2 separate regions of the Mus musculus genome follow, and region 1 is linked to region 2. Evidence: chromatin loops called from intact Hi-C (ENCODE). Cell type or tissue: left cerebral cortex. All regions are shown on one strand.

Region 1 (8,000 bases), 500 kb after region 2:
CCAGCCCATCAAGCAGGAATAGCCTGAGAGACATAACTGGTCACATTCTAGCCACAGCCAAGGGTAGAAAGAAAGACTGTACATGACTGCTTTCTACTGTCTCTCTCTGTCTTCAGCCTCGTGCCCTGCCCATGAAATGGTATTAGCCACTTTAAGGATCGGTCTTTCTTCTTAAGAAAGTTTCTCAAAAGTTATACCCATAGGCCAACATAATCTAGACAATTTTTCACTGAGACTTCAGACTATCAAGCTGACAATTAAAACTACTAATCACACCTATGTGCTTTAGTTCATGGAGAGAGCTATTCTCAAATGTCATTTATCTGGCAGACTAGACCAGACCTTTTAAAAATTGCTTCTTTTATTGTTTTGAGATTATAATATAATAGTTTAATAGTCATTATAATAATATATAATAGTCATTTCCATTTTCTCTTTGCTTTTTCCAAACCCTCCCATATATCACTCCTTGTTCACTTTGAAACCACCATGGGCTTTCTTTCCATTAGTTGTTGATATACATATATATATATATATATATATATATATATATATATATATATATATATATATATATCCACAAACATACACACACACACACATGCTCAGTCTGTATGCAGTACTGACCATATCATATTAGATAACTGACTGCTGTGCTCATTTGTCCCTGTGGAAGGCCATTTCTCCCACTGTCAGCATCTCTTAGTTGCTTGTAGATTTCTGTGTAGAGTTGAGTCCCACCCGCTACCCCTCCCCCCTGCCCCAGTAGCATGCCTATTGTTATTGTCCTTGTTTGTTCAGCTCATGTTTAGTCAGACATGTTAGTGAGACTTTGTGGGTGTGGCTTCTGTAATTACTCCAAGACACAGTTTCAAAGCAATCTTCCTGATTCTCTAGTTCTTAGAGTATTTCTGCCCTCTTTTTCTTCACGGTTCCCTGAGGCTTAGATGTAGGAGTTATGCTGTAGATGCATCCGTTGGGACTGGGATCTACAACTCTGCATTTTGACTGGCTGTGGTCTTGTCTCCTGGTCTCTCCACCCTCAACTGTCTAGTCCCATCTCTCTTCCTAATGCTCAAGCTGCTCCACTTCTCTTTCTTTCCCATCTGACTCACAAACTTGTATAGTGGCAAGTGAGAACCTGTGGCTTGCCCACGTAACTTGGAGCAGAGTAGGGCTGTAGGCATCTTTCTGTTGTCACACTGTATGCCATGAAAAAACACAGATCTCTGTCTGTCTTCCTCCTCCCACACTGTCCTGCCTGGATTTGATTTGATTTTTATTTGTCCTAGGCATGAAAGAGCTTTAATCAACAAGCCAAGAATCAAGCTAGATTGAACAAAGGACAGCCATATGCTTTGCTAAGAACAACACCATCGACAAGGGTGTCCCTTTGCCCACTGCTGGTGGTGATGGAGCACCTGTGTGTCTTGTAGGCACTTCCTATCTCTAGGCATATTATATATTTATTTTGCTATTTTCTCCTTACTTTACAGTTTTGGAGATTAAACCCAGAGCCTTATTTATGCCAGGCAAGGGCTCTACCACTGAGTTATACCTTCATGTTCCAGTTATAGATATATTGACCATTCATCTGACCCAGATGCAATAAAAACAAGGGACTTAAATAATTTATTGCTATCTCCATAGCTGATTCATATTCACATATCTGCAAGCCCTTATATAACACTTAAAAGATTCGCTGGGTTATTGCAGATCTGCAGACATTTTATTAAATACAGTATTTCATTTGTGACTTGCATCAGTAGTCAGTGGAATGTGACTTTTATTCTTGTGGTATTCAGTCTGAGCCGCTCTAGTAGGATCACAGGCTTGGGGGTTCTTAAATGTTTCCCATTACTAAACCTCCCCCACAGCTTTGCCAAAAATTGTATGATATTACAGGTACATAGGTCCTTTAGCTACTTTACCCATTGTTAGGACAAAATACCTTGAGTAACTTCAATGAGAAACAGTTTACTTGGCTTGTAGTTCCAGGGAACAGTCTATCATAGCTTAGAATCCACAGCCACAGGAGTTGGAATGATCTGGCCACAGCGCATATGCAGTCAAGAAGCAGGAGATGAATACTTGTACTTGGGTTGCTATGTCTTTTATATCCAGTCCAGGGCCCCATCCCACTGAAATCACACCATCCATGTATAGGGTGCATCTTCCTGCATTGTTTAATCTCTCAGCCTTGCTAATATAGTCTGGATAACCACAGCAGGTGTACCCAGAGGTTTGTCTCATGAATGGTTCTAGGCCCTGTCATCCTGACAATCAATACTAACTAAAACAACAGGTCTATAAAATAGTTCACAAATCAAGCATTTACTTATAGTAAGTTGTAAGGAAATTTATTTTAAATTAATGTTTTGGTGTATTACCAAAAATGAAAATGAAAATTTCTACTAATGATATGGGGATGCTTTTTTATTTTGCACAAGTGATTGATTACCTGCGACATATTTGATACTGCAGGATGTAAAACATCTTCCAAAATGTTTTTTTGGAGTTGATAGATATTTTGAGTGTTTTAAACAGTCAATGCTAAGAGTGCTGCTTCATGTATAAAATGACAGAAGTTTGTTTAGAACCATTTCAGAAGTCATTGGTAATTTGGGCTCATCCTAACCCCCGCTATATTTAATGTGTTTTTCAAAAAAATAAAATTTAACTCAGAAGAAAAATGAAAGGTTCTATTTTTAATTATGTGTATAAGTATGTGTCTTGAAGTAGGTTTGTGTACAAGAACACAGTGCCTTCATAGGCCATAAATGAATACAGGGAGGACCACAAAAACTGGCAACAGTCCTACATCTTTAACTGTGTGACAGCAAAATGTGACTGTAAAGCACATGGGTGACAAATCCAGGATGCTCTGACAGTGCTCAACACTATTGAGTGGCTTCACTGCAGCCCTGGTTAGGACAAGGAGATAAGTCGCTTGGTCATGTGACACATCCATGTAGCATGAACAAACGTGGCCTGAAGTGCTGGGTCAGACTGGAAATATTGCTAGGGAATGAACTGCAGTGTTTTTACTGTATACACAAAGACTGTTGCAGCTACGCAAGCATAGAAGTGTATGGAAACAAATACTTAATATTTTTCTACTGCTACCTATATATAAGTATCACATTAGTTTATCTTTAAATTACATCGAATTACAATCTTTGGTTTAAAATATTTGCTCTTTCAGCCCCAGGAGAGATGCCTCAGGGATTAAAAATGTGTACTGCCATTGCAGAATACCAGAGTTCGGTTCCCAGCGCACATGTAGCTCACAGCTGTCTGGGACTGCAGCTGTAGGGAATTTGAAACCCTCTTCTGGCCTATGAAGGCACTGTGCTCTTGTACACAAACCTACTTCAAGACACATACTTATACACATAATTTAAAATGCTAATCTGGGACTCAGTGGTCCAGCATGCTGAAGCAGTTCTCCCATCTGATCTACGGGCCTTTTTGCATAGAAAAGGCCCTTTGTACATGTAGGTTTCAAACTACTTTTGTTTTATTATTTACCAGTTATAATTTGGAGCTGGGAAGATAACTCAGTTGCTGAAATGCTTGACACACAAACATGAAAACCTGAGTACAAATCTCTTGTACCCGTACAAAGCTAGACATAGTGGTGCCTGTCTGAAATCTTAGCACTGGGGAGGCAAGGATAGGAAAATCCTTGTTAACTAATCCAGTTCTCTTAAAGTCCCTTTCTCAAAAGGTAAGAGTGATAGAGGAAGACTTGCTATCAACTTGTGACCTCCAAGCACATGTATACACACTTTCACATTCACAGAAACATACATACATATGAACTTGCGAATGAGTAAGTGCACACACACACAAAAGCACACAGTTGCAGTTATTTTTTTTTAATTCAGCATTGTTTCACAGTTTAGTTTATAGTAGGAGTTCTTCTTCAAACTGTTATCCTCTTTTCTCTAAGATGAAGAAATGGGAATCCTCTGAGGTAGAATATCCTAAATAGACCACTTGGTTCCTAAAGGAGGAGGAGTGGGATTTAATCTCAGATCATCCTCTCTCTATTTACTCACAACACAGTCTGGTTATCCACATGGCCACAGAGAACTGTCCTGTACTCTCTTGTCTGAGTTGCTTACTGCAGGAAGCATCTGCTGGGGTTGGACCCTCTTTTCCCATGTAACTCCATACTGGAGAGCTCTGTGGATTTACAGCCTTAATTATTTATCTTTCTCTTCTGGAATAAAGATGCTAAGTGGCTAGCTATTTCTGTCCATTTCAGTGCCTGTGGAGGCCTGCTGGTAACAGGGAAAAAATTCTGGAAGTCTGTGGCGCAAAGCCATTTTTCCTGGCTACAAGCAGGGTCCTGAGAACTACAGAGAGCTCATGCATCTTCTAAAAAAAAAATCTTTATGCCAGAAATAAAACTGATTTCTACTTCTGCAAAAGAATTCTACTTCTGCAAAAGATATGCTTATGTGTTTAAAGCAAAACCCAGCAGTGTCTACTAGAGACAAACAAAAGAGAATCAGAGTAATCAGGAAAAAATAAACTCCCCCATGAGTCATGCAAATTCCAAAACAACATTTCTGCAAAGGCCACTGGACATAGAACTCTTGTGATGCTGTGTCCTTTACAGATTTAAGCTAATACAAAGTAAATAAATACATGTTCTTGTAAAAAATGGTAAATATGTGTATATACATGCACACACGCAAATATTGTTTTTAAATATATCTTTAAGATGACAGATTCCCCCCCCCCGCAGGATTAGATGATGGCTTTAGTGGCTAAATATTTCTGTGACTTGTCAGCACACCTCAGATTCCTAGAAACCTCAAAGGCAGTCAACTCAGATTCAAAATGTCATGAGATGTATCCACCACTAATTTATCTATTTCTTTATGGTTATTTTCTTTTTTTCCCCAAAACAATTTTTATTAGATACTTTCTCATTTACATTTCAAATGCTATCCCAAAAGTGCCCTATAACCTCCTTCTGCCTTGCTCCCCAACCTACCCACTCCCACATCCTGGCCCTGGCATTCCCCTGTACCGGGCCATATAATCTTTGCAAGACCAAGGGCATCTCCTCCCAAAGATGGCCAACTATGCCATCTTCTGCTACATATGAAGCTAGAGACATGAGCTCGGGGGGGGGGGGGGGAACTGGTTAGTTCATATTGCTGTTCCTCCTATAGGGTTGCAGACCCCTTCAGCTCCTTGGGTACTTTCTCTAGCTCCTCCAATGGGGGCCCTGTGTTCCATCCAATAGATGACTATGAGCATCCTCTTCTGTATTTGCCAGGCACTGGCATAGCCTCACAAGGGACAGCTATTTCAGGGTTCTGTCAGCAAAATCTTGCTGGCCTATGCAATAATGTCTGGGTTTGGTGGCTGTTTATGGGATGGATCCCCAGGTGGGGCAGTCTCTGGATGGTCTTTCCTTCCATCTCAGCTCCAAACTTTGTCTCTGTAACTCCTTTCATGGGTATTTTTTCCCCGTTCTAGAGGCGGAATGAAGTATCCACACTTTGGTCTTCCTTCTTCTTGAGTTTCATGTGTTTTGCAAATTGTATCTTGGGTATTCTGACACTCTGGGCTAATATCCACTTATCAGTGAGTGCATATCATGTGAGTTCTTTTGTGATTGGGTTACCTCACTCAGGATGATATTTTCTAGCTCCATTCATTTGCTTATGAATTTCATAAATTCATTGTTTTTAATAACTAAGTAGTACTCCATTGTGTAAATGTATCACATTTTCTGTACCCATTCCTTTGTTGAGGGGCATCTGTGTTCTTTCCAGCTTCTGACTATTATAAATAAGGCTGCTATGAGCATAGTGGAGCACGTGTCCTTATTACAAGTTGGAACATATTCTCGGAATATGTTCAGGAGAGGTATTGATGGATCTTCTTGTAGTACTATGTCCAATTTTCTGAGGAACTGCCAGACTGATTTCGAGAATGGCTGTACCAGCTTGCAATCCCACCAGCAATGGAAAAGTTTTCCTCTTTCACCACATCCTCAACAGCATCTACTGTCACCTGAATTTTTGATCTTAGCCATTCTGACTGGTGAGAGGTGGAATCTCAGGTTGTTTTGCATTTCCCTGATGATTAAGGATGTTGAATATTTTTCAGGTGCTTCTCAGCCATTTGGTATTCCTCAGTTGAGAATTCTTTGTTTAGCACTGTACTCCATTTTTTAATAGGGTTATTTGATTTTCTGGAGGCCAACTTCTTGAGTTCTTTGTATATATTTTGCTGTATATTGCTTTTATTATGTTTAGATATGGGCCTTGAATTCCTGAGTTTTCCAAGACTTTTTATCATGAATGAGTGTTGGATTTTGCCAAATGCTTTCTCAGCATCTAATGAGACGATCATGTGGTTTTTGTCTTTGAGTTTGTTTATATAGTGGATTATGTTGATGGATTTCTGTATCTTAAACCATTACTGCATCCCTGGGATGAAGCCTACTTGATTATGATGGATGATCATTTTGATCTGTTCTTGGACTCAGTTTGAGAGAATTTTATTTACTATTTTTGCACCGATATTCATAAGGAATATTGGTCTGACGTTCTCTATCTTTGTTGGGTTTTTATGTGGTTTAGGTATCAGAGTAATTGTGGCTTCATAGAATGAATTGGGTAGAGTACCTTCTGTTTCTATTTTGTGAAATAGTTTGAGGAGAATTGGAATTAGGTCTTCTTTGAATATCTGATAGAACTCTGCACTAAACTCATCTGGTTAGGAGAAATGGGAGTGTTTAGATCATTAACTGATCCAGATTTAGCTTTGTTACCTGGTATCTGTCTAGAAATTGTCCATTTAATCCCAGTTTTCCTTTTTTGTTGAGTATAGTCTTTTGTAGTAGGATCTGATAATGTTTTGGATTTCCTCAGGCTCTGTTGTTATGTCTTCCTTTTCATTTCTGATTTTGTTAATTAGGATGCTATCCCTGTGCCCTCTAGTTAGTCTGGAAAAGGGTTTATCTATCTTGTTGATTTTCTCAAAGAACCATCTCCTCGTTTGGTTGATTCTTTGTATAGTTCTTTTTGTTTTCACTTGGTTGATTTCTTCCCTAAGTTTGATTATTTTCTGCTATTTACTCCTCTTGGATGAATTTGCTTCCTTTTGTTCTAGAGCTTTTAGGTGTGCTGTCAAGCTGCTAGTTTATGCTCTCTCCAGTTTCTTTTTGGAAGCACTCAAGACTATGAGTTTTCCTCTTAGGACTGCCTTCATTGTGTCCCATAAGTTTGGGTTTGTTGTGGCTTCATTTTCATTAAACTCTAAAAAGTTTTTAATTTCTTTTTTTATTTCTTCCTTGACCAAGGAATCATTGAGTAGAGTGTTGTTCAATTTCCATGTGAATGTTGGCTTTCTATTATTTATGTCATTATTGAAGATCAGCCTTAGTCCGTGGTGATCTGGTAGAATGCATAGGATAATGTCAATATTTTTGTATCTGTTGAGGCCTGTTTTGTGACCAATTAATTATATATTCAGTTCGTGAAGTGCTGAAAAGAAGGTATATACTTTTGTTTTAGGATAAAATGTTTTGTAGATATCTGTTAAATCCATTTGTTGCATAGCTTCTGTTAGTTTTACTGTGTCTCTGTTTAGTTTCTGTTTCCAGGATCTGTACATTGAGGAGAGTGGGGTGTTGAAGTCTCCCACTATGATTGTGTGAGGTGCAATGTGTGCTTTGAGCTTCACTAAAGTTTCCTTAATGAATGTAGATGTCCTTACATTTGGAGCATAGATATTCAGAATTGAGAGTTCATCTTGGAAGATTTTACCTTTGATGAGTATGAAGTGCCCTCTTTGTCTTTTTTGATATCTTTGGGTTGAAAGTCAATTTTATTCAATATTAGAATGGCTACTCCAGCTTGTTTCTTGGGACCATTTGCTTGGAAAATTGTTTTCCAGCCTTTTACTCTGAGGTAGTGTCTGTCTTCTTCCATGAGGTGGGTTTCCTGTATGCAGAAAAATGTTGG
Region 2 (8,000 bases):
GGCCAGCCTACGCTACATACACAGCAAATTCCTGTCAAAACAAAAACCAACAATGTCTATTGGTGTCATCCTTGTTCGGATCACGCTTAGGCAGCCATGTTGATGAGACTTCACGGCTGTAGCTTGTGACATATTTAGGAGACACCGTCTCATATAGAAGGGGGAAAGCTCACAAGGACTCAATTATAAAGGAAAAACCCAAACTGCAGGCAGCCAAGGAATGCTGAGTGCGCACGAAACAGGCTTCCCCAAGGAAAAGCACAGGAATCGGTTATCCAAATACCAAATGATCAGCCCTAAAAGTAACATTATACAGTCTGAGCAGGTTGTATTTATGTATCTGGTATTACACACACAGGCACACACACACACAGAGACACACACAGAAAACAGCAATTAAAGAAAAAAAGATATGAATTTGAAAGAGAACAAGGGGGTACACAGGAGAGTTTGAAGGGGGAGAGGGGGAAGAGAAAAGCTGTGTAATTATAATCTTAAAATACAAACAAACACAAAGGAAAGAACTCCTACAACAGTAGGAGCCGTGACCCAGCAGAGGCAGACGGTTTTGAGGGGGAGCCTTAAATACTGATCTTCCTTCTCCCTCGGGAGTCATGAACAAAGCACAGGATTAATGTAGTGTGTGCACAGTCTTAGGAGGACACCAAGCCATTTTCTTCCAAGTGAGTGATGTTCATGAACGCAATTTTGAAATCTCATAAGGAATCTTAAAGATTTCAGGGCAGCTCATTCACCCTTCTGGGCGCCGCTCTTAGGAACGGGACTCGATGACAGGAACAGTCCTGGTCCCAAAGCAGGCTCTCCTCACAGGCTGCCTGTCGCCCGCCACAGGAAGTCTCCAGCCTACATGTGGGTACTATTTCCCAAGCTCATTGTAAGATCTAAAACATGTGTTTCCCCTCGGCGTGTTCTATAGCTGAAGGTTACGGTTCCAGACAAGGACACCAAAGCCACTTCACCAAAGTCACTTTTAATGATAGTACATCACTGCAAATGGGCATACCAATGACATTATGGGTCACATAAATTTTAGCAAATGAATATAGAAATCGAACGCACTTAGGGAACTTCCCAATTTACACACTGGTATGTTACCAACAGAAATAGTCAAGTCTTCTGCCCTGCCATCTTCATCACAGGCATGCAACTGACAAAGCTCGCCAAACACAAGCAGGCGGAAGGAGAGGGCAGGCAGCAAAGGCAAGACAGCAAGCATGGGTCTCCACTACCATATCCCATGGAGCCTATGGCTGAGGTGTAGATCCCACGGGATACCTTACCACTTCAAACACCAGCTGTCTACCCCCCAGAAAGAAAAGTCAGCCACTGGCAGGAATACGTAGGAGACTAAGGAGGGCATGGCACCTCAAACACAGGTGCCTCCAGCTTAGCTCCAATCCTAAAGGACACTACTTGTCTGGCCGAACGGCCAGCATTCTGTTTCCCTCCATTAAGTTATGAGCTTTGATCAAGGCATCCAGGCCAGGACCAGGTCCTGGCACAGAATGAACACATAACACACAAGTCTGTGAAGAGGAGTTCCCAAGGAATTCTCTCCAGTTATCGTGGGAACGAGTGAAAGTCAGCGGTAGGAGATGGAGCCTTAAGTATTTGTTCCCTCACCCATAGTCCACCAACCCTGTTTTATGTGGGAATGTTTATAACTGTGAGAAAAAACGCTAGTGTTACCCTTCCCTCCCTGGCAGTTTTCATTTAAAGAGCCCTTGAAATACTTGGTAAGTGATGCCTATAAACACCTATTAAAATGCAGCTTTATAGGAGGTTAAATCATTTATAATGGAGTCCGGTAGTACAGGGTACCAGTTGCAACAGAATTCCTAGAAGGGCTTGCTGGATTAACCTACATCGTCTAGAGAAACAGTTTAGTTATGATGATGTCCAACAACCCAGTCCAGTATTATTTAAAAGTAAGGCTGAATTTAAAGACGTCAATACTGGATGTTTCAATTCTGGGTTTTATGACAGGGCCACTTTGTGCCAGAGCAGATAATCTATCCAGGCAGAATTTTAAAGCTCAGTATATCTGCCTTTATCCAAAAGGGAAAGACCAAGGAGGGGCACCACGATACAGATCTGGTGGATGAGAGGGGACAGCATTTTAAAAAGAAAGACATATCAGGTAATAGGAAAATGGAAACTTGACAGAGGGACCAAATGTTTCACGCGGACCTAATTCGATTCTTCTCAAACTCGAGGAACAAAAGCAACCAGAACAGGAAAATGACTTTGAGTTTTAACTAACGAGTAAGCATCTAGTCCTTTTCCTAAAGGAAGGGACAAAAATAGAAGTGAAAGAAAGGTATCATGACTGGTAAATGGGCAGGGCCTTTTCAGAAGGAAGTTACACAGCCTGACCTCAACAATACATCTCGGCTTGCCCACAGGAGATGCCCATGCCTCAACCATTTCCATGATGCTGCCCTTTCTCTTCTCCCCACTGCTCACATGACATTAAGCCATTCAGGGTGAGCCTAATACTGACCTGTATCAGAACACATAAACATGTCTCGCTTCCTTCAAAAACTCTGCTTTCTCTAGGCCCCACTCCAACCGTTCTCCTGCCGGCTTCTTGCTCGTATCATGCTCCACTCATTTCAATTCATCAATATGCTGCTTTGTAACAGTTTATATATTTGTTTCACACATATATAGGTGTACTATGTGAAAATGGAAGCAAATAACATATGGGTTTCCTGGTTTCTCTTGTACCGCCTCCTTCTTTAGCTGTCATCGTTCTTAGTTCACAGTGGAAGGCACAGGAATTAATTAACTGAACGTCAAATGCCTGAATCCAGGGTATCAAATGATTACTTGGGTAGTACACAGCATTTAAAAAAGCTTCACACTCCAAATATGAACAGGCAGGTAAGGAAGAAATAAAACCACAAGGTTAGACTGTGAGCCTTATTCATAGTTGGTTAGGATACTACCCAACACACACACATACATACACACATACACACACACATACACCACACACACACACACACACACACACACACACACGCACACACACATACACCACACACACACATACACACACCATGGTGAGGCATATTAAGTAAAGCACTAATGTATATACAATTTAGCTTTCAGGATTTATAAGATTATTTTCAGATATTAGGGATGAGAAGTCAATTTAAAATGATGTGTTATTAATAATAAAAATTGTTATACTGGTGCTTTCTAAGTTCAAGCTGTCCTATGTGTTTGTGTGTGTGTGTGTGTGTGTGTGTGTGTGTGTGTGTGTGGAGTGTGGAGTGGGTGAGTATGTGTGTGTGTCCACCCAAGACCAAAGGAACTCTTTCCCCTGTTTGCAGTTGCTTGAGAATTTTCCACGAACCACCTCCCTTTTTTTGTCAAATGCACCTTATGACATTATACAACTCTGGAGAGATGCCACTACTTAAACCTCTAAATAGTGCACATGGTCAAATTAACCAGATCCCAGCACCAAGAGCCACCAGTTGCCCGTTCTACAGAGCCTGTCTCATGTCAGCTGGGCAGGAAATACCAGATTCCAAAGGCTGGAATGAAAGAAAGCCCAAACCAACCACAGAGTTACAAAATCAGCCATCAATTTGTCTAATTAAAACTCCATTTAATATTTCATTAAAATGGAATTCTGGTGGTCTCAAGAAATATGCATTTAAAAGAGCTATGTAGCCACTTCTTAAATACCTATCATGACTTACAGAGACCGGCTACGGCCAATGATCCTGGGCTTAAGGTTCCTAAAGAATCATGCATTTTCATATATTTTAGCCAAGAACTTTACCAAAAGAACCTCTCCGTGACCATCGCACCACCTGGAGCGTGGGCCGAACTTTTCATTTTATTTCTCTCTTTGGCCAATAGATGGCAACCTCTATTGGGCAGGAGAATCAGATTCAGAGCAGGCAGGCAGGCATGTCCTCCCTCCCACCAAGACCCAGCACATTTTTTCTTTTTTTCCTTTTAAGCATTGAGCTATTTCATAATGAATTAGTGAGCAAGAAAACAAAATATTTTTAAGTTATTTTGCTATTGCAACTCTGACTTTGTAAAGGAAAATGGAGTTCTGAAAAACCAAAGGTTTTCCTCAAAGAGGAAATGGACACACTAAATGGACAAAGCAGAAGTGAACTGCAGCTCTGGGTATGGTTTTGCCAGTACTATGCCCTCTGAAGATACAGTATGGAGTCAACTAAACTCTGCCTAACAGATCCATGACCCTGGAATGGTTTATACCTAAGTGGCACAAACAGTTGGGCCTGATTGCCTATACTTATAATTCTAGCTCTAGAGAAGCTGAGGCAGGAGGATTATCATGAGTTTAGAGGTCAGCTTGGGTGTGTGTGTGTGTGTGTGTGTGTAAAGTATTAGTCTCCTAGGACTAAAGAAGAACAGTCTTGGAAAACAAAACAAGAAACAAACAGAAAACAGAACTAGATACTATTGAAGCAGGCAAAGGAAAACATGAGTAGAGACTCCTAATGAGCATCATTCAAGCAACAATGTTCCATGTTAAATGAAAACTCTGTGCTAAGAAACGAAACCATTCCAGGTTCCAGGGTGCCTGCGCCTGGGAAAGCACCGAGCTGTGGAGAAAAACGCATTTTGCCACAGAACACAGCTGGTCCTGTCTGCCTTCCACGGACGAGGAGGAGAACTCTCAGGTGAGGTAGAAGAGGCAGCTGGTCTAAACATGACAATTCTGCTGTCATTTCTCCCTCAAACACCGACAAAGAGAGCGTCGAAGCGTTTGCTATCTCCCATGATCTCCTGCTTTGTGCGTGGTTTCAGCTGTTTAACTTGGCCCTTGGCCTCTATTTCCTGTGGCCGGGCAATCTCAATTCCTTTCATTTTCGTCAGGTTCAAACATATCACTTAAGTCTAAGAAACACTGAGTGTGTGTGTGTGTGTGTGTGTGTGTGTGTGTGTGTGTTCAATGTGTCCTTTCTGTTTTGAGAATTATCATCAATGAGCCTTAGGTCCTGGGGTCTTCTGGGAGTGGAGGTGTGTCTGAGAGAGCTCCCACACAGCTCATTCCTGGCCATCGATCCCATTTTACAGATGAGAAAGCCAAGGCTATGTATGTTATGGTACCATCTTTAGGTCATGCAGCAAATACTTCACAGTGACTAAGACGGACTCTCAGCCAAGGATGCCACTGGAAGTTTTTAATGCCTGACTTATTTACAAGTTCACCATGTAACTGAGACCATAGTGCAATGGCTACCCCTTTGGCTGTACAATAGCAGAAACCAATCTTCATCCCAGGCACTTTACACCAGATTCAAGGGCGCACACATAATAAATGATGCAGAAGCCAAACAGTTTGTCTTTCTTTTTTTTTTTTTTTCCTCTAAAGTATATTTGTACAAATTCCCAAATGTCCCGAAAAACTGTTCCTACTGCTGACTGTGTCCGTTTTTACTCTAATTAAGAACTGTCAAAGACAACTGGGAATGGCCAATGTACTTGAGTAGTCTAAATTGCTTTGTTCTACAGATTCTCTTTGGCGAGAAAACGAGATGGGTAACAAGGATTGTTCTGTGCTATACATGGAGGATGTTGAGATGGGATCTTCCATCCCAGAGACAGCAGCTAGGTCTGAGAGTCAACCTGAGGCGCGCCACTTGGATGCCCGGTTTAATCCCGACAGGAACTGTGAGTGAGTTCCCCCTTCCATTCTGCCCCTTTTCGTAAGAGGCTGAGAGAGTTGCCTCTGTGGATTTCCCAGAAACTCTGTCAAACCCACGGGAGGGGCAACGCAACAACAGCATCTGACAGAGTTTTAAAGAGAACACAGCAGAAGTAAGCGCTGCTCTTTACCTCTGCTTCTAGTCACCTGTATTGATCAGAGCAACTCAAACGAGAACCTTTCTCCAGAAAGGACACTGATTGCTCTGCCACTATTACTGGAAAACGAAAAACATCAACAACAATAGGTCTCACCAGTTAACTCTCCAGAAACAGTTAGCCAGCTAATCAACACAACATTAATATATTTAGCATGAGTTATGATTGTGGTTAAAGCTAAAACGTCTTTTTGGTACCCACAAAAATTTAATTTATTACTTGACGTAAAATAAAATATGCAATTAGAAAAAAATTTTTTCCATGAAGCCCACTGAGTGTAGCTTAATATTTCTAATTAAAATAAATAAGCCCCAACGTCTTTAATTATGACCCATTTAGGTAAGACTTTCGACACATGCTTTCTGCTAAATCCTACTGAAAGAAAAAAAAAAAATTTCCATCACTCAGGCCTGTCTCCACGTAAATATACTCAATTGCTTCATGCTTCTGATTTTTTCTTCTACTAGGTATCCAGAAAAAGAAAACCTCGTTAAATCATTTCAATTTTAAAAGGTTTTAATATAAACAGAAAACTAAAAACACCACTCAGGATTTCAGCGTGCAGAACTTTTATTTGCCCTTGATAAGCACATATTGTCACTTTTATGTATCTGTCAAATCCACAGGAACGTAATCCCAACAGAGAATATAATGAATGTAGTCACAGAAAACTCCAAATTAATGATTTAATTTAAACTTCAGCTGTTTAATCTTTTCACTGTAAGAGACCAGAATATTTTATGCTTGATCCCAGAGGATTAGGTAGTGACCATAAAGAAAGGAAACTGGGGTTATGGGGTTACTCAATTGTCCATGAAGCCTAAGAAACCATTTTATTTGACGGCAGAGGGAGGTTGAGACAAGTTTTCTCTGTGTGACCCTGGCTGTCCTGGAACTCACTCTATAGAACAGGCTGGCCTCAAACTCAGAGAGTCATTTGCCTCTGCCTCCCCAGTGCTGGGATTAAGGGTGTGACCCACTAAGGTTCAACTAAGGAACCATTTTATACACTTTCAATTAAGCAGTCCTTTGTCGCTTGGGTCCACTCGATTGTGCAACAATTGGCAGGCTGTCCACTCTGGGTGCCAAGGATGATCAGCCTCTGATCCGAACAGCACCTGCTTTATGTGGAAGGCTGGGGCTGGGGCCAGCCTCGCAGCAAGGCGAGTTTTTGGTAGCGAGCATGCTGAACCAGTCTCTTCCACAACCTGTTGACAATGGCTTACACTTATTTTCTCCAGCAGTCATTTGGGAAAGATACAACTACTGGTGCAAACTCCTACTTAGCTAGGCTATTCCTGCCCTGTGCTGGAAACAGAAATCTATTTTTTAATATTTTATTTAATAGTTATACCTGCATATACATTGATCAAAGTCCACTCTTTCCTCGCCTCCACTACACTTCTCCCAACTTCATGTTGTTCTTTCTTTTTCTTTTTCTTTTTTTTAATTTCCCCCAAAATTTCTGCAGATGTGTGTTACACGTCCCATGAAGGCTGCAGCTCAAGAAAGCAGGGGCTCACACACCAGTCACCCACTGCAGCACTCAGAGCTTCCCAACCGTCCCTGCCCTCTTCTCACTGAAACTTCCCTTCAAGAATTTTGTAGGTTATGACCTCTATGGAGGGCTCTTCCCAGAACTGAATTTTCTCTGAGGAAAATCTTCTCATCTTCTGGGAGTTCATAGGACAGGGTGATTTTTTTTTTCTTAAACAGGAAATGAACAACAAAACTTTGCAAAGTTTTATATGTCTGATCGCAGCAGCAGAACAAATCTTGCCTTAATCGACATTCTCCTTCAGCAGTTAGAATCCAGTAGGTCTTACGTGCCTATCACTAAGGTTTAGAACTTAACAGTTCTCCCCATCCTGAGGCAGAAAGCAGCTTTCCCATAATACAGAAGAGCACAGGGTTCAAAATGGGTTTCCCTCCTTCATCTTGGCCCTTTGTGGAAACTGTGACAGTAGACCAGTGGGAATTCTGGCAGGAAGCAAGTCTCATCAGAGACTGACATTTTGTTTAGTTTACAAAAAAAAAAAAAAAAAAAAAAAAAAAGGAGGGGGAGAAAGAGGAGGAGGAAGAGGAAGAGGAGGAAGAAGAGGAGGAGGCAGCAG

What was found. A loop is a pair of places that touch in the nucleus more often than their neighbours do. Peaks named below come from ENCODE experiments on the same cell type or tissue, not always from the same donor. Only the 100,000 strongest peaks of a DNase experiment are listed, where the experiment ranks them.
Region 1: a loop joins it to region 2, with 2.2 times the contacts of the local background. A loop is called at or near these places in 3 of 42 quality-filtered maps.

Annotation. Positions count from the first base shown.
Region 1 is chr13:102,235,752-102,243,751 of GRCm38, forward strand. No RefSeq gene overlaps it. Among named protein-coding and RNA genes, the nearest start is that of Gm36703, 110 kb to the right of the region's middle. In left cerebral cortex, no CTCF peak of the experiment used is centred here; a DNase peak (open chromatin) is centred at 4,180.
Region 2 is chr13:101,732,005-101,740,004 of GRCm38, forward strand. All of the region lies in intron 2 of Pik3r1 (phosphoinositide-3-kinase regulatory subunit 1), which reads right to left. Among named protein-coding and RNA genes, the nearest start is that of Pik3r1, 32 kb to the right of the region's middle. In left cerebral cortex, a CTCF peak has its summit at 3,898 (motif pointing right); DNase peaks (open chromatin) are centred at 58 and 3,899.